Linked DNA regions of Homo sapiens: region 2 is linked to region 1. A link is a loop called in an ENCODE intact Hi-C map of the cell type or tissue named here. Cell type or tissue: endothelial cell of umbilical vein. All regions are shown on one strand. Links, peaks and the distances in the headings refer to the core of each region. The heading gives the core; the rest is flanking DNA. Region 1 overlaps TOP3A (DNA topoisomerase III alpha). Region 2 overlaps FLII (FLII actin remodeling protein).

What was found. Hi-C counts contacts between places; a loop is a spot of excess contacts. Peaks named below come from ENCODE experiments on the same cell type or tissue, not always from the same donor. Only the 100,000 strongest peaks of a DNase experiment are listed, where the experiment ranks them.
Region 2: it touches region 1 in a loop (2.4-fold over the local background); 22 of 110 quality-filtered maps call a loop at or near these places.

The regions. Positions count from the first base shown.
Region 1 is chr17:18,295,675-18,306,709 of GRCh38, reverse strand. It overlaps TOP3A (DNA topoisomerase III alpha), which reads left to right. Exons shown (of 19, transcript NM_004618.5): 5 at 1,490-1,598; 6 at 3,987-4,130; 7 at 4,276-4,446; 8 at 4,725-4,825; 9 at 7,077-7,151. Among named protein-coding and RNA genes, the nearest start is that of TOP3A, 14 kb to the left of the region's middle. RefSeq lists an enhancer at 8,856-9,554. In endothelial cell of umbilical vein, for the core only: no CTCF peak of the experiment used is centred there; a DNase peak (open chromatin) is centred at 5,469; H3K27ac peaks cover 1,276 bases.
Region 2 is chr17:18,243,431-18,254,183 of GRCh38, reverse strand. FLII (FLII actin remodeling protein) reads left to right here. Exons shown (of 30, transcript NM_002018.4): 7 at 2-105; 8 at 465-640; 9 at 726-883; 10 at 1,628-1,712; 11 at 2,038-2,185; 12 at 2,368-2,504; 13 at 2,707-2,919; 14 at 3,167-3,346; 15 at 4,776-4,858; 16 at 4,983-5,057; 17 at 5,301-5,384; 18 at 5,463-5,634; 19 at 6,151-6,255; 20 at 6,336-6,527; 10 more. The coding sequence ends at 9,046. LLGL1 (LLGL scribble cell polarity complex component 1) reads right to left here. Exons shown (of 23, transcript NM_004140.4): 23 at 9,309-10,276. Among named protein-coding and RNA genes, the nearest start is that of FLII, 9.9 kb to the left of the region's middle. RefSeq lists enhancers at 5,479-5,548, 5,528-6,077, 6,628-7,179. In endothelial cell of umbilical vein, for the core only: a CTCF peak has its summit at 5,773 (motif pointing left); DNase peaks (open chromatin) are centred at 5,543 and 6,813; H3K27ac peaks cover 1,508 bases.

The DNA of each region.
Region 1 (11,035 bases), core at 1,908-9,907:
AAACTTTTTTTATGAATGGTAGTTGTTTAAATCCTAGGAATAAAGGCTGGACATGGTGGTTTATGCCTGTAATCCCAGCAATTTGTGGGGCCAAGGCAGGATCACATGAACTCCAGGAATTTGAGACCAGCCTGGGCAACATAGTGAGACCCTATCTCTCAAAAAAAAAAAAAAATTTAACCAGGCATGGTGATGTATGCCTATAGTCCCAGCTACTAGTAAGGCTGAGGAAGGAGGATTACTTGATCCCAGGAGGCAGGAGGTTGAGGCTGCAGTGAGCCGTAATCACACCACCACACTCCAGCCTGGTGAGAAAGTGAGACCCTATCAAAAAATAATCCTAAGTATTGTAAATTATTAGCGCGTAGCCCCCATCTCACCCCTTGTTAGATGAAAGAGGCTACAAAGTATAAATGCCTGTTTGACAGTAAATTGCCAGTTGTCAAGCAGTCAGGGCATGTATAGTTAATTTATTTTTAATTTTTATTTATTTATTTATTTATTTTTTGAGACGAAGTCTCGCTCTTGTCCCCCAGGCTGGAGTATGATGGTGCAATCTCAGCTCACTGCAACCTCTGCCTCCAGGTTCAAGCGATTCTCTTGCCTTAGCCTCTCAAGTAGCTGAGATTACAGGCGCCTGCCACCACACCCGGCTAATTTGTGCATTTTTAACAGAGATGGGGTTTCACCATGTTGGCCAGGCTGGTCTCGAACTCCTGACCTCACGTGATCCACCCGCCTCAGCCTCCTAAAGTTTTGGGATTACAGGTGTGAGCCACCGAGCCTGGCCAGTTAATTTATTGAGAACTGATAAAACTTTGGATGAAATTCAATTGGGATTCATTTTGTTTTGTTTTGTTTTGTTTTGTTTTGAGATGGAGTCTTGCTCTGTCACCCAGGCTGGACTGCAGTGGTGCGATCTCGACTCACTGCAAGCTGCGCCTCCCGGGTTCATGCCATTCTCCTGCCTCAGCTTCCCGAGTAGCTGGGACTACAGGTGCCTGCCACCATGCCCGGCTAATTTTTTGTATTTTTAGTAGAGACAGGGTTTCACCGTGTTAACCAGGATGGTCTCGATCTCCTGACCTCGTGATCCACCCACCTCGGCCTCCCAAAGTGCTGGGATTACAGGCGTGAGCCACCACGCCCAGCCGGCTTCGTTTTTTTTAACTAGGTCATAATCAGAACCTCTCGAAGTGTGCGTGCGCGCGCGCGCGCGCGCGTGTGTGTGTGTTAGAGCTGAATTTCAGGTTTTGTCATATTGGGGAAGTTATATTAAACCCTCTATTCTAGAAACTCGTTTATGGTTCTAAGGGGTTGTATCATGATTAGCACCAATGAGAGCAGTTTTCTCTGTTCTCTTTCCCTTGCCAAGTTGTCACACTCCAAGAGCAGCATTAACCTTCAGTCAGATCCCCTTAGCTTAGAGATGTCAAGTCACTGTTGTGCAATTCTGTTCTCACCACTCTTATTCCACTGCGAACTTAAGAAAACTTTGGAACGAGAGACTCGCCAGTGCCAGGCTCTGGTGATCTGGACTGACTGTGATAGAGAAGGCGAAAACATCGGGTTTGAGATTATCCACGTGTGTAAGGCTGGTAAGTGCTGCTGCTGCTGCTGACTTTCTCTACTTTGGAACTCCATAAATAGAGTGTTCTTGTTTATATGTGCACATGGGCCACGGATGAGGTCCTCTGCAGGTACTCTCCCTCCCAGTCTGTGAGTCCCACCAGCCATGTGTCCTGGAGCAAATCACTGAGCCATTGGGAGCCTCAACTTCCTTGTCTCTAACATCAGGCCAATCTGACATGTTTCCTGGGACTGCCACAGAGATTAGATGAGTTAATGAGTGGTGTAAACCATTTAGCCCAGGACTCATTTCTTGTTAGGTACAAGCATACAAGCAGATACCCGGCTCCTTGAGAACAGGGACTTTATATTCTTTTTGTTGTTGTTGTTGTTGTTATATATTGAATTCTTTTAGTATTTGGTTAATGGAAGCAAAAATAGAAAAATAAAATTACATATTGAATATGTATAAAAGAATGAATATACCACAAGTAAAGTACAAAAAATAATTATAAAATGTTCTGTTTTCTTTTTTAATCTCTCATATTATACAATGCTCGACTATTAATAAATAATTGTTGCAGTGGATTTAAAGGCTCTAACAGTGTTAATGGTTTTGGGTAACTTAGAGGGAGTGATGAACAGGCCATTCTCTGGCTCAGAGGGTGGGGTTGCTACTTTCCTTTAGTGGTTTTGTGTTCAAAGCTGTAATGACTCCTGGAAATTTAAGTGCATTAACTTTCAAGGACAGTGTGTATATGTCCTATATTCTTTGCTGAAGGGACATGAAATTCCCCTACAGAACCCTTTAATTGACAATATTTTTCTTTTCTCAAAAGGCCTGAGAGAGCAAGTAAGATTAAAGTTGCAAAAGGCAGCCAGGCACGGTGGCTCATGCCTGTAATCCCAGCACTTTGGGAGGCTGAGGCAGGTGGATCTCCTGAGGTCAGGTGTTCAAGACCAGCCTGGTCAACATGGTGAAACCCTGTCTCTACTAAAAATACAAAAATTAGCCAGGTGTGGTGGCGGGCGCCTGTAGTCCCAGCTACTCAGGAGACCAAGGCAGGAGAATTGCTTGAACCCAGGAAGCAGAGGTTGCAGTGAGCCGAGATTGCACCACTGCACTCCAGCCTGGGTGACAGAGTGAGACTGTCTCCAAAAAAAAAATGTTCACCAAGAGCATTTTAGTATTTTAGTTATTGGAGGGGGCCTGCCCCTCCACACCTGTGGGTATTTCTCACAAGGTGGAGACGAGAGACTGAGAAAAGAAAGAAGACACACACAAAGTAAAGGGGAAGAAAAGTGGGCCCAGGGGACCGGCGCTCAGCAAGTGAAGACCTACACCAGTGCTGGTCTCAGTTCCTCAGTATTTATCAATCACTATCTTTACTATCTCAGGGAGGGGAATGCAGTGTGACTATAGGGTGTTGGTGGGGAGAGGGTCAGCAGGAAAACAAACAAAAGACTGTGTCATAAATAAGTTTAAGGGAAGGTGCTGTGCCTGGATGTGCACGTAGGCTAGATTTATGTTTACCTTTACATAAACATCTCAGTGCAGTAAAGAGTAACAGAGCAGTATTGCCGCCGTGATGTCTCGCCTCCAGCCATAAGGTGGTTTTCTCCTATCTCAGAATAGAATATATGGTCGGTTGTACACCGAGTCATTCCATTCCCAGAGACGTGCAGGAGACAGATGCCTTCTTATCTCAACCGCATAGAGGCCTTACTCTTTCACTAATCCTCCTCAGCACTGACCCTTTACGAGTGTCGGGCTGGGGGGCTGTAAGTCTTTCCCTTCCCACGAGGCCATATCTCAGGCTGTCTCAGTCGGGGGAAACCTTGACAATACCCAGGCTTTCTTGGGCAGGGGTCCCTGCGGCCTTCCACAGTGCATTGTGTCTCTGGTTAATAGAGAGTGGAGAATGGCGATGACTTTCACAAAGCGTACTGCCTGCAAACACATTTTTAACAAAGCACATCCTGCACAGGCCTAAATCCTTTAAACCTTGAGTCAATACAGCACATGTTTTTGTGAGCACAGGGTTGGGACAAGTCACAGATTATTAACAGCATCTCAAAGCAGAACAATTTTTCTTAGTACAGATCAAAATGGAGTTTCTTTATGTCTTCCTTTTTCTACTAGACACAGTAACGATCTGATCTCTCTTTTCCCCACAGTTACTAGCTAAAATTAACTCCATCACTATTTCTGACAGTACACTCAGTTTAAAGGTTATGGTGATGTTTCCTCTTTAGACACTGTACACCATTGATTTAACCTAATAGGTAAATTGGTCATCTCACAGCTTCTTGAACTGGTTTGCCTTTATTTCAAGGGGCTTTAAGAAAAGTGAGTCCTTTATGATGGAGGGCAGTGTGATTTGACTTTGACCTTGGTAACACCTTGTGTTCTGCAGTAAAGCCCAATCTGCAGGTGTTGCGAGCCCGATTCTCTGAGATCACACCCCATGCCGTCAGGACAGCTTGTGAAAACCTGACCGAGCCTGATCAGAGGGTGAGCGATGCTGTGGATGTGAGGCAGGAGCTGGACCTGAGGATTGGTGAGGAGCTAGGCAGACCTCTCCCATGGCCACATTAATGTTGTGTTATGGGACCAAAAATGGGCTCTGTGTCGATATGTGCAGCCAGCCCTGGACTCTCATTATCCATCATTTTCACCTTCCTTCACTCTCCTTCACTCTCCAGGAGCTGCCTTTACTAGGTTCCAGACCCTGCGGCTTCAGAGGATTTTTCCTGAGGTGCTGGCAGAGCAGCTCATCAGTTACGGCAGCTGCCAGTTCCCCACACTGGGCTTTGTGGTGGAGCGGTTCAAAGCCATTCAGGCTTTTGTACCAGAAATCTTCCACAGAATTAAAGGTAGGGCCTGGAGTGGGTGTTATGGCCTGGGACCTATGGGCTCAAGGTTAAGGAGGGGGACTGTGAGCATTAATAGCACTAATAAAGATGTGATTTATTTTAGTCTTGCTGTCATCCTCCCTGGCCCATTACAATCCACTTAAAGTTCCCTTTGTTATCCAGAAACTCCTCCCTATTTGATATTCGTTTGACTTTCACCACAATAAACCTTTTTCTATCTGTCATATCATGACATGTCTCTGAGACACAGCCTTTCTGTTTGTCTCTCCTTAATATAGTAACTCATGACCACAAAGATGGTATCGTAGAATTCAACTGGAAAAGGCATCGACTCTTTAACCACACGGCTTGCCTAGTTCTCTATCAGTTGTGTGTGGAGGTAAGAACCCCTAATGATCTAGGAAACATTCTGCACACCTCCCAAACCACTCCCACTGTCGGCAGAGGTGATCTGTCTCATTCTCCCATTGGACTTTAGCTTTAAGTTTGCATCTCAGGGGATCACTTTTTGGGAACCAATAAGACGAACCCCATGAGAACAGCACTAAAAGGAAAAGGGAAGTATCTACATTATTTTTAGATAAAATCAGAAATTTTGGGAAACGTATAGTTGAAATCCCCTCTTGGGGCATATACTATCACCAGAAATTAGCAAGGATTATCTAGACCAGTCCAGGTCATTGACTTATAGAGCTAGGAGAGAATGAACAGCATTTGGCTCAGCCCCCTCTTTATTGGTCACATGAGGACATCTAGAGAAGTGAAAGTCACAAATTAGTGGGCTAATTTTATATAGTGATAAAAGCTAGGAAGAAAATAAAGCAAGGTAAAGGGATAGAGAAAGGCCGGAGGGACAGTGAGGGGAGGGGTAACACTTGAGCAGAGGCTGGAGAGATTAGGGAAAGGGCTGGCGGGGTGGGTGGGACACGCATGTGTCATAGAAGGGAGCAAGACTGGCCCGGGTCATAGGCCAGTTGGTGGCAGAGTTGGGACCCACCCTAATGTTTCCTGGCCCTTGGGCTGATTGTTTACTTTCTGATGCCACTTCCTATTAGCACATAACAGCCTGGTTTAACCCAGGGGCTGCACAGAGTCATGCTTAAGTAAAATTCCGAGCTCTCTAGGCTTAATTCATGGTGTGCTTCTTGGCTGTAGCCCACTGGCAGATTTGTTACTAATTAGGCAAAGGGATGTGATAACTGTGCAGCACCCGCTATGGACCAGGTACACTTCGTTATGTGTTGTTTTGTTTAATCCTAATAATGCCTCTGAAGGCAGTGATAGCATCCACATTTTCCAGATGAGGAAGCTAAAGAAAGTGAAGAGACTTAACCCACAGACACGTGAGAGCTGTACATGGCAGAGTCCTAGTGTGTCCCTGCCCCTTCTGCAGACCATGCTGCCTTCTCCATCTCTCTCTCACTCCACCCTTTGACCCTGGACCACTGGGAGTCTCTGTGACACTGTACAATTATTTGTTAAATAAAAAGACCACCAGCCTGGGTTTCATAGTGAAACCCCATCTTTCTAAAAAAGAAAAATTAGCTGGGCGTGGTGGTACCTGCATATAGTTCCATCTACTTGGGAGGCTGAGGTGGGAGAATCGCTTGAGCCCAGCAGATTGAGGCTGCAGTGAGCCATGATTATGCCACTGCACTTCAGCCTGAGTGACAGAACGAGATACTGCCTCAAAAAAAAAATCAAATAATAATAAAATATAAAAGTAAGTAATAAAAAGACCTGCCCTGTTTCTCCTTCACTCGGATGTGGTGCGGGACTACGTGGTGGGTGATGTAAACTATGAAGCTGGTTTTAAGATTAAAGGTCTCCAACTTGTACAATTTCTCCTATTTCTTTTTTTTTTCTCCCCCGAGACAAAGTCTAGCTCATTTGCCAGGCTGGAGTGCAATGGCACGATCTCAGCTCACTGCAACCTCTACCTCCCGGGTTCAAGCGATTCTCCTGCCTCAGCCTCCCCAGTAGCTGGAACTACAGGCGTGCACCACCACGCCCAGCTAATTTTTGTATTTTTAGTAGAGATGGATTTTCACCATGTTGGCCAGGATGGTCTAGCTCTCGACCTTGTAATCCGCCCGCCTCGGCCTCCCAAAGTGGTGGGATTACAGGCGTGAGCCACTGTGCCCAGCAATTTCTCCTATTTCTAACTGTATTATCCTGAATTTTTTTTTTAAAGGAGCACTGGGCCAAGCATGGTGGCTTATGGGAGTATTGCTTGAGCCCAGGACTTCTGGGCCAGCCTGGGCAACATAGCAAGACCCCATCTCTGTATTTTAAAGAAAACAACAACAGAAAGAGCACTGTGCACGTGTACATAGAAAACTGTACTCAGGTGATGCATAGGCTGTTGGATTTCATAGGCTCTGGTGGAAGCACCTTAAGGCTTGTGAAATTGCCCTTCACAATCTTGGTTTGAGTGGGAAAGTAGTGATGGTGTCTACCATACTGTCAGCTACAAGCGACATTAAGTGGGGCACTCTTCTAGGCTGTCACTGCGGGCTTAGCTGGCGGTGGTCAGTGTGATCTAGAAGGATTGGCATGGGCTATCCATAGGAAGGATGGAGATGATGCACTAACAGGTTAACATGGTCTTTTCTTTCCTGGCTTTCTAGGATCCCATGGCAACTGTGGTAGAGGTCAGATCTAAGCCCAAGAGCAAGTGGCGGCCTCAAGCCTTGGACACTGTGGTATGTTCCAGACAGGCTGTTTCAGGCACTCGGGGAACACTTACTGTTTTGAGGCTGTGGTTCTACCGCCTAGACTGTGGCTTGGTGGAAGAAAATATCACCCATCACCAGGCCACACAAGAAAACACTGGAGAAAGACACGGTCCTGCTTAGCCTCACTGTTTGTTTTTTTGTTTATTTTGTTTTTGTAGACTCAAACTTCTGGGCTCAAGAGATCTTCCCACCTCAGCCTCCCAAGTAGCTGGGACTATAGTCATGTACCACTATGACCAGCTAATTATTTTTAAAATTTTTTGGTAGAGATGGAATCTCACTATGTTGACTAGGCTAGTCTCAAGCTTCTGGCCTCAAGTGATTCTCCAGCCCCAGCCTCCCAAAGTACTGGGATTACAGGCATAAGCCACCACACCCAACCACTGCTTGGCCTGTTATTTTTTATTTTTTATTTTTTGAGATGGAGTTTTGCTCTTTTTTTTTTTTAATTTTAATTTTATTTTTATTTTTTTTAATTGATCATTCTTGGGTGTTTCTCACAGAGGGGGATTTGGCAGGGTCACAGGACAATAGTGGAGGGAAGGTCAGCAGATAAACAAGTGAACAAAGGTCTCTGGTTTTCCTAGGCAGAGGACCCTGCGGCCTTCCGCAGTGTTTGTGTCCCTGGGTACTTGAGATTAGGGAGTGGTGATGACTCTTAAGGAGCATGCTGCCTTCAAGCATCTGTTTAACAAAGCACATCTTGCACTGCCCTTAATTCATTCAACCCTGAGTGGATACAGCACATGTTTCAGATAGCACAGGGTTGGGGGTAAGGTCACAGATCAACAGGATCCCAAGGCAGAAGAATTTTTCTTAGTACAGAACAAAATGAAAAGTCTCCCACGTCTACCTCTTTCTACACAGACACGGCAACCATCCGATTTCTCAATCTTTTCCCCACCCTTCCCCCCTTTCTATTCCACAAAACCTCCATTGTCATCATGGCCCGTTCTCAATGAGCTGTTGGGTACACCTCCCAGACAGGGTGGTGGCCGGGCAGAGGGGATCCTCACTTCCCAGTAGGGGCAGCCGGGCAGAGGCGCCCCTCACCTCCCGGACGGGGCGGCTGGCCGGGCGGGGGGCTGACCCCCCCACCTCCCTCCCGGACGGGGAGGCTGGCCGGGTGGGGGGCTGACCCCCCCACCTCCCTCCCGGATGGGGCGGCTGGCCGGGCGGGGGGCTGACCCTCCCACCTCCCTGCCGGACGAGGTGGCTGCTGGGCAGAGACGCTCCTCACTTCCCAGACGGGGTGGCTGCTGGGCGGAGGGGCTTCTCACTTCTCAGACGGCGCGGCTGCTGGGCGGAGGGGCTCCTCACTTCTCAGACGGGGCGGTTGCCGGGCGGAGGGGCTCCTCACTTCTCAGACGGGGTGGTTGCCAGGCAGAGGGTCTCCTCACCTCTCAGACGGGGCGGCCGGGCAGAGACGCTCCTCACATCCCAGACGGGGCGGCAGGGCAGAGGTGCTCCCCACATCTCAGACGATGGGCGGCCGGGCAGAGACGCTCCTCACTTCCCAGATGGGATGGCGGCCGGGAAGAGGCGCTCCTCACTTCCTAGATGGGATGGCGGCCGGGCAGAGACGCTCCTCACTTTCCAGACTGGGCAGCCAGGCAGAGGGGCTCCTCACATCCCAGACGATGGGCGGCTGGGCAGAGACGCTCCTCACTTCCCAGATGGGGTGGCGGCCGGGCAGAGGCTGCAATCTCGGCACTTTGGGAGGCCAAGGCAGGCTGCTGGGAGGTGAAGGTTGTAGCGAGCCGAGATCACGCCACTGCACTCCAGCCTGGGCACCATTGAGCACGGAGTGAACGAGACTCCGTCTGCAATCCCGGCACCTCAGGATGCCGAGGCTGGCGGATCACTAGCGGTTAGGAGCTGGAGACCAGCCCAGCCAACACAGCGAAACCCCGTCTCCACCAAAAAAATACGAAAACCAGTCAGGTGTGGCGGCGCGCGCCTGCAATCGCAGGCAGTCCGCAGGCTGAGGCAGGAGAATCAGGCAGCAGTACCGTCCAGCTTCAGCTCGGCATCAGAGGGAGACCGTGGAGAGAGGGAGACGGAGACCGTGGGGAGAGGGAGAGGGACAGGGACAGGGACAGGGCGCAGTTTCGCTCTTGTTGCCTAGGCTGGAGTGCAATGGTGCGGTCTCAGCTCACCACAACTTCTGCCTCCCGGGTTCAAGTGATTCTCCTGCCTCAGCCTCCCAAGTAGCTGGGATTATAGGCATGCACCACCATGCCTGGCTAATTTTGTGTTTGTAGTAGAGACAGGGTTTCTCCATGTTGGTCAGGCTGGTCTCGAACTTCTGACCTCAGGTGATCTGCCCACCTCAGCCTCCCAAAGTGCTGGGATTAGAGGCGTGAGCCACCGCGCCTGGCCTTTTTTTTGTTGTTTTTGTTAACAAATGCAATATAACTGCATTGTATGAGGTTTGGGAAACAAAAAGAGGAAGACAACCTATGGCTTCACCATCCTTACATAATTACTAGTATCTCTTCCTGTTTTTTAATATGCATATTTTTACAGCATTATAATTAGAGTAGCTTTTCCACCCAAGCATTTTTTTCATGTTGCTGTATAATCTGTATAAATATTGCTTTAAATAATCTGCTATATGAACCTACTTTAGAACAGGGCTTCTCAAATTATTTGACCCCAGAAAGAGCCACCCTGACAGAACATAAGTCTGAGTAAATCACATTAGGAGTATGCCTTCTCAGTCACCACTTAGCAGGAAAATTTGGGATAGAATTACTATTAGAATTCACTCTGGAGGTTGGACATACAGAACACTCAGGCTAACAAGCATGGAGGCTAAGAAGCACACAGGGACTGGTGGTCAGTGCGTTCTTTTGTCTTGGTCAAGCCACAATAAATGTGTATATGTGTGGAGGGATTGCATGGGGGAAGTTATGCATTTTGTTTGTTTGTTTGTTTGTTTTTTGAGACAGAGTCTTGCTCTGTCGCCAGGCTGGAGTGCAGTGGCGTGATCTTGGTTCACTGCAACCTCCGTCTCCCGGGCTCAAGCGAGTCTCCTGCCTCAGCCTCCTGAGTAGCTGGGACTATAGGTGCGCGCCACCACACCCAGCTAATTTTTGTATTTTTAGTAGAGATGGGGTTTCACCATGTTGGCCAGGGTAGTCTCAATCTATTGAACTTGTGATCCGCCCGCCTCGGCCTCCCAAAGTGCTGGGATTAGAGGCATGACCCACCGTGCCCAGCTGCATTGATTTTATATAGTAGGCATATGTGTTTTAGTCCTCCCTGGTTAAGTGTGCTGTAGTGTGACGTATAGTCATCAGCATTGTTAGCTTGTCACCTAGGGAAAAGAACAGCTCATTATTTTCACCCTCCAGGAGAATTTACTGGGGCTTGGGTGGTATTCCCAAAGTGTGGTTCTCAGACTGTCTGTGTTAAAGCAGTGTATTAGACTGCTTGTTAAAAAATGTAGATTTCGGGCCGGGCGCAGTGGCTCACGCCTGTAATCTCAGCACTTTGGGAGGCTGAGGCGGGCAGATCACGAGGTAGGAGATCGAGACCATCCTGGCTAACATGGTGAAACCCTGTCTCTACTAAAAATAGAAAAAATCAGCCAGGCGTGGTGGCAGGTGCCTGTAGTCCCAGCTACTCGGGAGGCTGAGGCAGGAGAATTGGCGTGAACCCAGGAGGCAGAGCTTACAGTGAGCCGAGATCACGCCACTGCACTCCAGCCTGGATGACAGAGCAAGACTCCATGTGAAAAAAAAAAAAAATGTAGATTTCTGGGCCAGACGCGGTGGCTCACGCCTGTAATCACAGCACTTTGGGAGGCCAAGGCAGGCAGATCACCTGAGGTCAGGAATTTGAGA
Region 2 (10,753 bases), core at 1,188-9,187, 52 kb after region 1:
GGCAGCTCCCAGCGATGACGGCCCTGCAGACCCTGCACCTGCGGAGCACCCAGCGCACCCAGAGCAACCTGCCCACCAGCCTGGAGGGTCTGAGCAACCTCGCAGGTCAGGCAGCCCCAGGAGCCCCTCTGAGCTCGGGCCCCCTCTGGGCCCTCTTGCTTCCTTGGGTGGAAGGGGTTGAACCCTGCTCTTCGGACCAATACCCAGAGGGAAAAGGCTGGAGTTATGTTACAGTGACTTTTGCGATTATGATGATGCCTTAACACTGACTTTATGCCTAGAAAACTCCCCCGCAACCCCCATGTGAGGGAGTTTGTCCAAATGGAGAAACTTGGGCGCACAGCAGTTGTCACTTGCCTAAGCCACACAGCTCAGAGGTGGCAGAGCTGGGGTTCACACTAGGGCTGGCTGCCCTGGCACCTGGTGTATGGGCCCCAGCTGATGCACCCCACCCTGCACCCCAGACGTGGATCTGTCCTGCAATGACCTGACACGGGTGCCCGAGTGTCTGTACACCCTCCCCAGCCTGCGCCGCCTCAACCTCAGCAGCAACCAGATCACGGAGCTGTCCCTGTGCATAGACCAGTGGGTGCACGTGGAAACTCTGAACCTGTCCCGAAATCAGCTCACCTCACTGCCCGTGCGTCTGAGGCCCTCAGTAGGGGGATGGGAGGAAGGCCGTGAGCCTGGCCCTGACCTCCCACCCCTGCCCGTTCCCCCTCCAGTCAGCCATTTGCAAGCTGAGCAAGCTGAAGAAGCTGTACCTGAATTCCAACAAGCTGGACTTTGACGGGCTGCCCTCAGGCATTGGCAAGCTCACCAACCTGGAAGAGTTCATGGCTGCCAACAACAACCTGGAGCTGGTCCCTGAAAGTCTCTGCAGGTGCTGGGCAGGGCTGGGGCTAGCAGAGGCACTTGCAGCACAGAGAACCCCGGGATCGTAGTCAGAGCCCACCTTGTGGTCTGTGCAAGTCAGACAAAATGAAGATGGGTTAATTCACCTTTTCTTTTCTTTTCTTTTCTTTTTTGTTTTTGAGACAGAGTCTCGCTCTGTCGCCTGGGCTGGAATGTAGTGGTGCAATCTCGGCTGACTGCAGCCTCTGTCTCCCAGGTTCAAGCGAATCTCCTGCCTCAGCCTCCTGAGTAGCTGGGATTATAGGCGTGCGCTACCACGCCCGGCTCTTTTTGTATTTTTAGTAGAGATGGGGTCTCACCATGTTGGCCAGGCTGGTCTTGAATGCCTGTCCTCAAATGATCAGCCTCCCAAAGTGCTGGGATTACAGGTGTGAGCCACCACGCCCGGCCCAGTTAACTCACCTTTGTGGATGAAGACCACAGTCCCATGCCAGCCATTCCCAACTTGAGCCCCTGAGAGCACCCTTCGGGGGGCACTGTTAGGGACAAGGCCACATGACGTGGGAACGCAGTGTTGCTTCTCTCCCCTTCTGGAGATCACAGTGCCCGTAACATGGTCTCTTGGCTCTGAGAAGTCCTTCAGGCAGAGAATGGAGACCCCCGCCAGTTCCTCTGACCCTACCTGCCTCCCCTCCCCAGGACTAGGGGTTTTCTTGCCCACTTCCCCTTGTCTGTCACCTGCCTGAGGCCCTGGCTGGCCCTGTCTTCACAGGTGCCCAAAGCTGAGGAAACTTGTCCTGAACAAGAACCACCTGGTGACCCTCCCAGAAGCCATCCATTTCCTGACGGAGATCGAGGTCAGGCATGCTGGGTTTGAGAGGGCTCAAGAGAGACAAGCAAGGGGTGTGCCCTGGAGCAAGGGGGACCCAGCAGAGGCCTCCTGAGGGAGGTGGCCAGTGCCAGGGTGCCCGTGGGGAGAAGGTGGGCCCCACCTCCCTGCATCCAGAGTACATTCCACAGTCTCATTTAAGCCCCCAGCCAGCCCCAGAGGTGGGTGGGAGGAGAACCCAGTTCCCTGACCTCTCAGCCCTGGCGGCTGCAGACAAGAGCAAGAAACTGGATTGGTGTGTCTGGGAGGTAGGACCCAGGCTCAGTGCCGGCTCTGCTCACCCTATGGGGCAGGTCCTGGATGTGCGGGAGAACCCCAACCTGGTCATGCCGCCCAAGCCCGCAGACCGTGCCGCTGAGTGGTACAACATCGACTTCTCGCTGCAGAACCAGCTGCGGCTAGCGGGTGCCTCTCCTGCTACCGTGGCTGCAGCTGCAGCTGGTGAGTGGGGAAAGGTCTGGCCTGGGAACGGGGGCTCCTCTCCAGGCCTCAAATGACACATCTGTAAATTGGGTGGCATACAGCTTTCTGGACCCTGGTGGGTGGAGTTGGCCCCTGGTTGGTCGCATGCCCAAGGGGGCAGCAGGCCCAGTGAGGGCTCAGCTGTTTGCCCCTCCCCTAAGCAGGGAGTGGGCCCAAGGACCCTATGGCTCGCAAGATGCGACTGCGGAGGCGCAAGGATTCAGCCCAGGATGACCAGGCCAAGCAGGTGCTGAAGGGCATGTCAGATGTTGCCCAGGAGAAGAACAAAAAGCAGGAGGTGAGCCAGGCCAGGGTTGGGACAAGGCAGGGAGCCTTAGCTTCTGCTGAAGGCCGACCCTGGCCTTGACCCTGGCCAAGAGGGACGGGGGGTGCTGGGCAGAAAGAACAGCTGTGCAAAGGCCCTGAGGTGTGGGTAGCAAGTAAAGACTGGCCTGAGTGGCTTCACAGAGTCAAGCCGTGCTCTGTGACTCTGCCCCCAGGAGAGCGCAGATGCCCGGGCCCCCAGCGGGAAGGTGCGGCGTTGGGACCAGGGCCTGGAGAAGCCCCGCCTTGACTACTCCGAGTTCTTCACGGAGGACGTGGGCCAGCTGCCCGGACTGACCATCTGGCAGATAGAGAACTTCGTGCCTGTGCTGGTGGAGGAAGCCTTCCACGGCAAGTTCTACGAGGCTGACTGCTACATTGTGCTCAAGGTGAGGGCTGGGCATGCTGTTAGGGGCCATGTGGCCCAGTACCTTCCTCTAAGATGGCTCAGTCCCCAACTCCAGAGTTTTGTTCAGGGAGGCCAGGTGGGAGGTGGGCAGGCTGCAGGAGGTGGTCCAGGCACAGGGGCAGTACAAAGCCCCTGGGGCTGGGAAGCCTGTGCTGTTCAGAGTGGCGTCTCCGGGGTGGCCGGAAGACCAGGATGAAAGCTGATGTGGCCGGTGCCTTGGCTTCCAGACCTTTCTGGATGACAGCGGCTCCCTCAACTGGGAGATCTACTACTGGATTGGCGGGGAGGCCACACTCGACAAGAAAGCTTGCTCTGCCATCCACGCTGTCAACTTGCGCAACTACCTGGGTGCTGAGTGCCGCACTGTCCGGGAGGAGATGGGCGATGAGAGCGAGGAGTTCCTGCAGGTGCCAGCCCGTTAAAATTGGGGGTGGGCAGAGTGGGGTTCCCAGGGAACTCTGGTGCAGGGGCAGTGGGCCCAAGGCAGGTAGGCAGAACAGGTGGGCAGGCAGGGAGCTGGGGTTAAAGGGGGTGGATCAACGATACTGTGCGGGACCTAAGGCAGACCGCAGGGTGAGGTCTAAGGTGGCCAAAGCCTGGGTCAGCAAAGGAGAGTTCTGGAACGCGGGGCAGAATTCAGCCGGGCAAGGATAAGGGTACAGGCTGGGCATGGGAGCTAGACCAGTGGGCTGACACAGGGGAGCTGAGAGTAGGGTGGAAGGGGTGTTGCCAAGAGCAGTGAGAAGGCAGGGCCAAAACCTGTTATTAGGAGGCAAGGACACACCTGGATGCCAAGGAGGTGGGGCCAAGGGCGGGACCAGAGTCCAGTCTTGAATAAATTACTGAGCAGTGTTAGCCGCCAGCTGGTTACACCTAGACATATGTTCGCATGTACACACACGTGGAGTTTATGCACACACCCCACCCGCCCCGAGTTTTTTTTACCCACATTCACCCAGGTTTCCACTCTTCCATGAACCCACTTGCTTGTGTACCCTGATATGCGTGCATCTAAACATGCTGCTGGCATCTTTACAAACGTGGGTGAACGTGTCCATATTTTTCATACATCCCAACACCCCGACGTGTGTATGTTTATAGACACAGATGTGTATGTTTTATTTTAGACAGACTCTCGCTTTGTTGCCCAGGCTGGAGTGCAGTGGCACAATCTTGGCTCACTGCAACCTCCGCCCCCAGGGTTCAAGCGATTCTCCTGCCTCAGCCTCCCAAGTAGCTGGGATTACAGGCATGTGCTACCACGCCTAGCTAATTTTTGTATTTTTTTAGTAGTGATGGGGTTTTGCCATGTTGGCCAGGCTGGTCTCGAACTCCTGACCTTAGGTGATCCACCCGCCTTGGCCTCCCAAAGTACTAAGATTACAGGCATGAGCCACCGTGCCCAGCCAGATCTGTTTTTTTTGTTGTTGTTTGTTTGTTTGTTTGTTTGTTTTAAGACAGAGTTTTGCTGTTGTTGCCCAGGCTGGAGTACAATGGCACAATCTCAGCTCACTGCAACCTCCGCCTCCCAGGTTCAAACAATTCTCCTGCCTCAGCCTCCCGAGTAGCTGGGATTACAGGCATGCACCACCACGCCTGGCTAATTTATGTATTTTTAGTAGAGACAGGGTTTCTCCATGTTGGTCAGGCTGGTCTCCAACTCCTGACCTCAGGTGATCCACCCACCTCAGACTCCTGAAGTGCTGGGATTACAGGCATCATAGATTTGTAGCACTCAATTCACCTGTATGCAACTCTGTACCCCCACCTGAGGGGCAGTGGTTGGTGGGGGAGGGGGCAGCTCAGTGATGAAGAACCACACCCTCACACACACAGGTGTTTGACAACGACATCTCCTACATTGAGGGTGGAACAGCCAGTGGCTTCTACACTGTGGAAGACACACACTATGTCACCAGGTGAGGGTGTGTGGGCAGTGGGGGGTATGGACCTGGAGTCTGCTGGCAAGGGGTGGAGGGGAGGGTGTTGGGGCTAAGTTAGGCCCTTGGTGCCTACACTGAGCCACTCTTGCCCTGCGCCCAGGATGTATCGTGTGTATGGGAAAAAGAACATCAAGTTGGAGCCTGTGCCCCTCAAGGGGACCTCTCTGGACCCAAGGTGAGCCCCAACAATGTGAGGTGGGGGTGCTTCATCCTCAGCCTCCTCCCCACCAGTGGGGGCAGGTGTGGGCCTCTTAGAAGAGGAGGCCCTCTAGCAATTCCTGCCCACGAGCTTGGCGGGGGGTCCCTGGGGCTTACCCAGAAACCCCATAGTGAGGGATTTTTTTTGGTGGGGTCAGGAGCATGGGGTGACCATTGCCCCATGCACCATCACAGCTCCTTCCTGCCCCTTCTTGTCCAGGTTTGTTTTCCTGCTGGACCGAGGGCTAGACATCTACGTATGGCGGGGGGCCCAGGCCACACTGAGCAGCACCACCAAGGCCAGGTACAAGGACACCGTGGGGTCTTTTGTGTGAAGGAAAGGGGTGTGAGCCTCGCTGATGACTTTGCATCCTGCTCTCAGGCTCTTTGCAGAGAAAATTAACAAGAATGAGCGGAAAGGGAAGGCTGAGATCACACTGCTGGTGCAGGGCCAGGAGCTCCCAGAGTTCTGGGAGGCACTGGGTGGGGAGCCCTCTGAGATCAAGAAGCACGTGCCTGAAGACTTCTGGCCGCCGCAGCCCAAGCTGTACAAGGTGAGCCCTGCTGCTGAGGCCCACCTTGGCCTCCCAAGTTCACCCACCGACTGGGGGAATGGACTACACACCGATGTAGTTGGCTTTGGGCTCCATCTCGACTTTGGTGGGGAGAGGGTGCCACCTTCTGGACAAGGAACAGTATGAGCAAAGGTCTGGAGGCTGCTTTTGAGAAGTAGCCTCACGGAGTCTTTCCAGGATGGTGGGGCCGTAGGGGAGACAGAAGCACCTAGTGCCAGGGCTGGGAACCTTGGCTCAATTATCTAGATTCTTGTGAACAGGAAAGGGACACGTTAATTAGAAATGGCATGAAGGGCCTGGAGAGGGCAGGCAGGGAAAACTCCATTTAAAAGCCCTTCTGAAAGGATATCCCTAAAAAGACCTTGAAGGGGAGGGGGAAACAGAAGCAGTCAGTGAGCCACGCTGCAGGGCAGGGCTGGTTCCAGAGCAGAGGGCTGTGTGGGTGAGGTTCCTGTCTCCAGATCCCTTCCCTGCCATGCTCATCCTTCCTGCCAGGTGGGCCTGGGCTTGGGCTACCTGGAGCTGCCACAGATCAACTACAAGCTCTCCGTGGAACATAAGCAGCGTCCCAAGGTGGAGCTGATGCCAAGAATGCGGCTGGTAAGAGATGCAGGAGGAGGGCGTGGGGCCAGATCCCTCCCCGTTGGCTGGGCTTTGACCTCCAGACTCCCGGTCCGCAGCTGCAGAGTCTGCTGGACACGCGCTGCGTGTACATTCTGGACTGTTGGTCCGACGTGTTCATCTGGCTCGGCCGCAAGTCCCCGCGCCTGGTGCGCGCTGCCGCCCTCAAGCTGGGTCAGGAGCTGTGCGGGATGCTGCACCGGCCACGCCATGCCACGGTCAGCCGCAGCCTCGAGGGCACCGAGGCGCAGGTGCGCTTGCAGCTTCGGAGGCCCCTCCCCAGGATCCTTCGCACCCTGACATGCCCTGACCCCTGTGGCTTCACTACCTCCCTACAGAGCTGGGCCCAAACCCACCTCCTCTTTGCTGACTCTGCCCAGGCCCCGCCCCCTCTGCAAGCTGCCCCTCCTATTCCTACCTCCGTGTCCGAGGCCCCGCCTCCCAAGCCCCGCCCTAGATCTCCCTTGGGTCCCGCCTCAAGCCTCGGGCTACTTCCTCCAACTCTAATCATGCCGCACCCCTCATGGTTAGTTGATGGCCTCCCTGGCAGGTGTTCAAGGCCAAGTTCAAGAATTGGGACGATGTGTTGACGGTGGACTACACACGCAATGCGGAGGCCGTGCTGCAGAGCCCGGGTCTCTCCGGGAAGGTGAAACGCGACGCCGAGAAGAAAGACCAGATGAAGGCTGACCTCACTGCGCTTTTCCTGCCGCGGCAGCCGCCCATGTCGCTGGCCGAGGTGGGGGCAGGGCCGGGACCGGGGCGCGGGGGGGGGGGTGGGGGGCAGGCCGAGGGCGGGGCCTATGCGCAGAGCGCGCTCAGACCTGCCGCGGGGCGGGTCCCTCTCACCTGCAGGCGGAGCAGCTGATGGAGGAGTGGAACGAAGACCTAGACGGCATGGAGGGTTTCGTGCTGGAGGGCAAGAAGTTTGCGCGGCTGCCGGAAGAGGAGTTTGGCCACTTCTACACGCAGGACTGCTACGTCTTCCTCTGCAGGTACCACCTCAGCACTCCCTTCCCCAAGTCCCTCCCCTGGTGCTGGGGGCTCGAGCCCCTGCTCACAACCTTCCAACCCGGCAGGTACTGGGTGCCTGTGGAGTACGAGGAGGAGGAAAAGAAGGAAGACAAGGAGGAGAAGGCCGAGGGCAAAGAAGGCGAGGAAGCAACCGCTGAGGCAGAGGAGAAGCAGCCAGAGGAGGACTTCCAGTGCATCGTGTACTTCTGGCAGGGCCGTGAAGCCTCCAATATGGGCTGGCTCACCTTCACCTTCAGCCTGCAAAAGAAGTTCGAGAGCCTCTTCCCTGGGAAGCTGGAGGTGTGCCTGGCAGCCCCGCGAGCCCGAGGCCAGGCGGAGGGGTGTGGTGGGGCTCAGACCCAGCGAAGGTTAGGCTCCCGAGGGGCAGGTGGGGGTCCAGGGAGCTGCCCCTAACACTTCCACATCCCCAGGTGGTACGCATGACGCAGCAGCAGGAGAACCCCAAGTTCCTGTCCCATTTCAAGAGGAAGTTCATCATCCACCGGGGCAAGAGGAAGGCGGTCCAGGGCGCCCAACAGCCCAGCCTCTACCAGATCCGCACCAACGGCAGCGCCCTCTGCACCCGGTGCCTGGCTGGGGGAGGACGCAGTGGCGAGCAAGCGTCAGGGAGCCAGGCCTGAATCCTTGCTGATGCCCCATCCCTTCCACAGGTGCATCCAGATCAACACCGACTCCAGCCTCCTCAACTCCGAGTTCTGCTTCATCCTCAAGGTGGGGTTGTGGGTGTGAGCCAGGACTCCGTGGACCAAGGGGTGGGGTGTTTGGGGGCTGAGTCAGCTGCGAACACCCCCACCCCTGCACACTCCCCAGGTTCCCTTTGAGAGTGAGGACAACCAGGGCATCGTGTATGCCTGGGTGGGCCGGGCATCAGACCCTGACGAAGCCAAGTTGGCAGAAGACATCCTGAACACCATGTTTGACACCTCCTACAGCAAGCAGGTCAGGAGGCGGGCGGGCAGGCGGGCACACACAGAGGAGCCAGGGCAGGCAGGGGCCCTGGGCTGGACTGGCCTTTCCCGCAGGTTATCAACGAAGGTGAGGAGCCTGAGAACTTCTTCTGGGTGGGCATTGGGGCACAGAAGCCCTATGATGACGATGCCGAGTACATGAAACACACACGTCTCTTCCGGTGAGGCCAGGGCCCTGACCCTCCCCTCAGTCCTGGCACTGCTGCTTATGACCTCTGGCCTCACCTTGACCCTTGATTCCCAGGTGCTCCAACGAGAAGGGCTACTTTGCAGTGACTGAGAAATGCTCCGACTTTTGCCAAGATGACCTGGCAGATGATGACATCATGTTGCTAGACAATGGCCAAGAGGTGTGATGTTGCCACTAGCCCTGCCCATCCAAGGAGGCGCCCATAGACTTACTTACAAATGGGAATTCTCGGGCCAGGAGCAAGGGGCTGTTCCCAGGCACCCATGCAACCGTATCTCCCCTGCTGCCCCCACAGGTCTACATGTGGGTGGGGACCCAGACTAGCCAGGTGGAGATCAAGCTGAGCCTGAAGGCCTGCCAGGTAATCTGGGTGGAGGGAGGGCCGAGGTGGGCCTGTGGGCAGGGCAGGGTCATCACCCAAGGCTCGCTGTCCCCTTGCCAGGTATATATCCAGCACATGCGGTCCAAGGAACATGAGCGGCCGCGCCGGCTGCGCCTGGTCCGCAAGGGCAATGAGCAGCACGCCTTTACCCGCTGCTTCCACGCCTGGAGCGCCTTCTGCAAGGCCCTGGCCTAAGACAGGCTGGCACAGCCCCAGGCTTGGTGAGGAAGAGGAAGGGGCCTCATCCACTGTCTGCTAGCAAAGAATGTACTCAGGTGACACCACCTGCTCCAGCCACGTCCAGTGCCACAGTCCCCAGTAGCCTCAAGCAGCACCAATGGGGATGACCCTGACAGGTGCCCTCAGGGGTCTGGGAAATCCAACTCTCTCCACAGTGTGAGTGCACGTGTGAAGCCCCCTCACTCTTCCGCTAGGGATAAAGCAGATGTGGATGCCCTTTAAGAGATATTAAATGCTTTTATTTTCAATATTAAAAATCAGTATTTTTAATATTAAAATGGCGCTAATTTTAACAAAACGACAGAAAAAAACCCCAAGGTACAATCTACAGGGAAACTCATCTTGACCCCCCCCCCTGCCCCCCCCCCCCGCCGGACACACACACCTGACTAGGCCCCAGATGTGGGTGCCCAGCAGAGCTCCCAGTCACATCCATGCCCGCACACACACACTCATGACAGGCTGGGGACTGGCCCAGAAGCAGGTACCAAAATAGTTTAGTTTTAGAAACAACTGTCCAGCCCAGGCGCTAGAAAAATACTCTTTGCAGGGCTGGGCATGGTGGCTCACGCCTGTAATCCCAGCACTTTGGGAGGCTGAGGTGGGTGGATCACGAGGTCAGGAGATCGAGACCATCCTGGCTAACATGGTGAAACCCCATCTCTACTAAAAATACAGAAAAAATTAGCTGGGCGTGGTGGTGGGCGCCTGTAGTCCCAGCTACTTGGGAGGCTGAGGCAGAAGAATGGCGGGAACCCAGAAGGCGGGGCTTGCAGTGAGCAGAGATGGGGCCACTGCACTCCAGCCTGGGCGACAGAGCAAGACTCCGTCTTTAAGAAAAAAAAAAAAAAGGAAAAATACTCTGCAAAGTGAGGGGGAAGGATGGTGTGTGGAGGGGGGGAGGTGGCACAGGTGCTGGGCCCCACCTGTCCTCTTCCCTAGGCAGTGGGCCCCCAGGGCAGCCAAATGCCTGCAGGAGGGCTCAGTTCTGGCCCAGGTCCCAGGCCCACACCCTGGGGCTGGTGCTGCTCCAGGGCCCAGGGTCAGGCGGGACAGGACAGCAGGTCCCAGTGGAGCCTACAGGTTAGCAGGCGTGGTTCTATGTTAAGGGGCCAGGCAGGTGCCAGGGATCCAGCACTCCAGCTCCGAGCAGGGCAGGTGGAGGTCGGGATAGTTCTGGCCTTCCTGGAAGAGGGAGAGAAGAGGTATCAGCAGAAGGTGAGGGAGGGCAAAAGGGCAGATGGATTGCCACAGCGGCCAGACCACACAGGTGCTGCCACTGTCTCCTCTGCAGGGCAGGCATGGCCCTTCAGTGACCACCTGAGATGGGCTTGCTGAGTCTCCAGATGGGTATCCAAGCGCCAGGCCACATATGCCCCACTGAGGCCAGGGAGAGGCACCAGACAAAGAGCTGGGAGGTGTCCATGTCCTGTGCAGGGTGAGGCTATGGCCTACAGTCAGGTGCCTGGGAACATGAGGCAGCAAATGCGCTGGGCAGATCTATGGGCCCCACATCTAGGTGAGGATCCACAGACTCAGGCAGGGGTAAGTCAGCCACTTGCTGGGCCCAACCGATGAGACCTGACCTCGTGCACCTCAGTGATCTCATCTATGAAACAGGCTGGCCAAACCAGCTCCCAAGCCCCAAACTACTGCCACCTC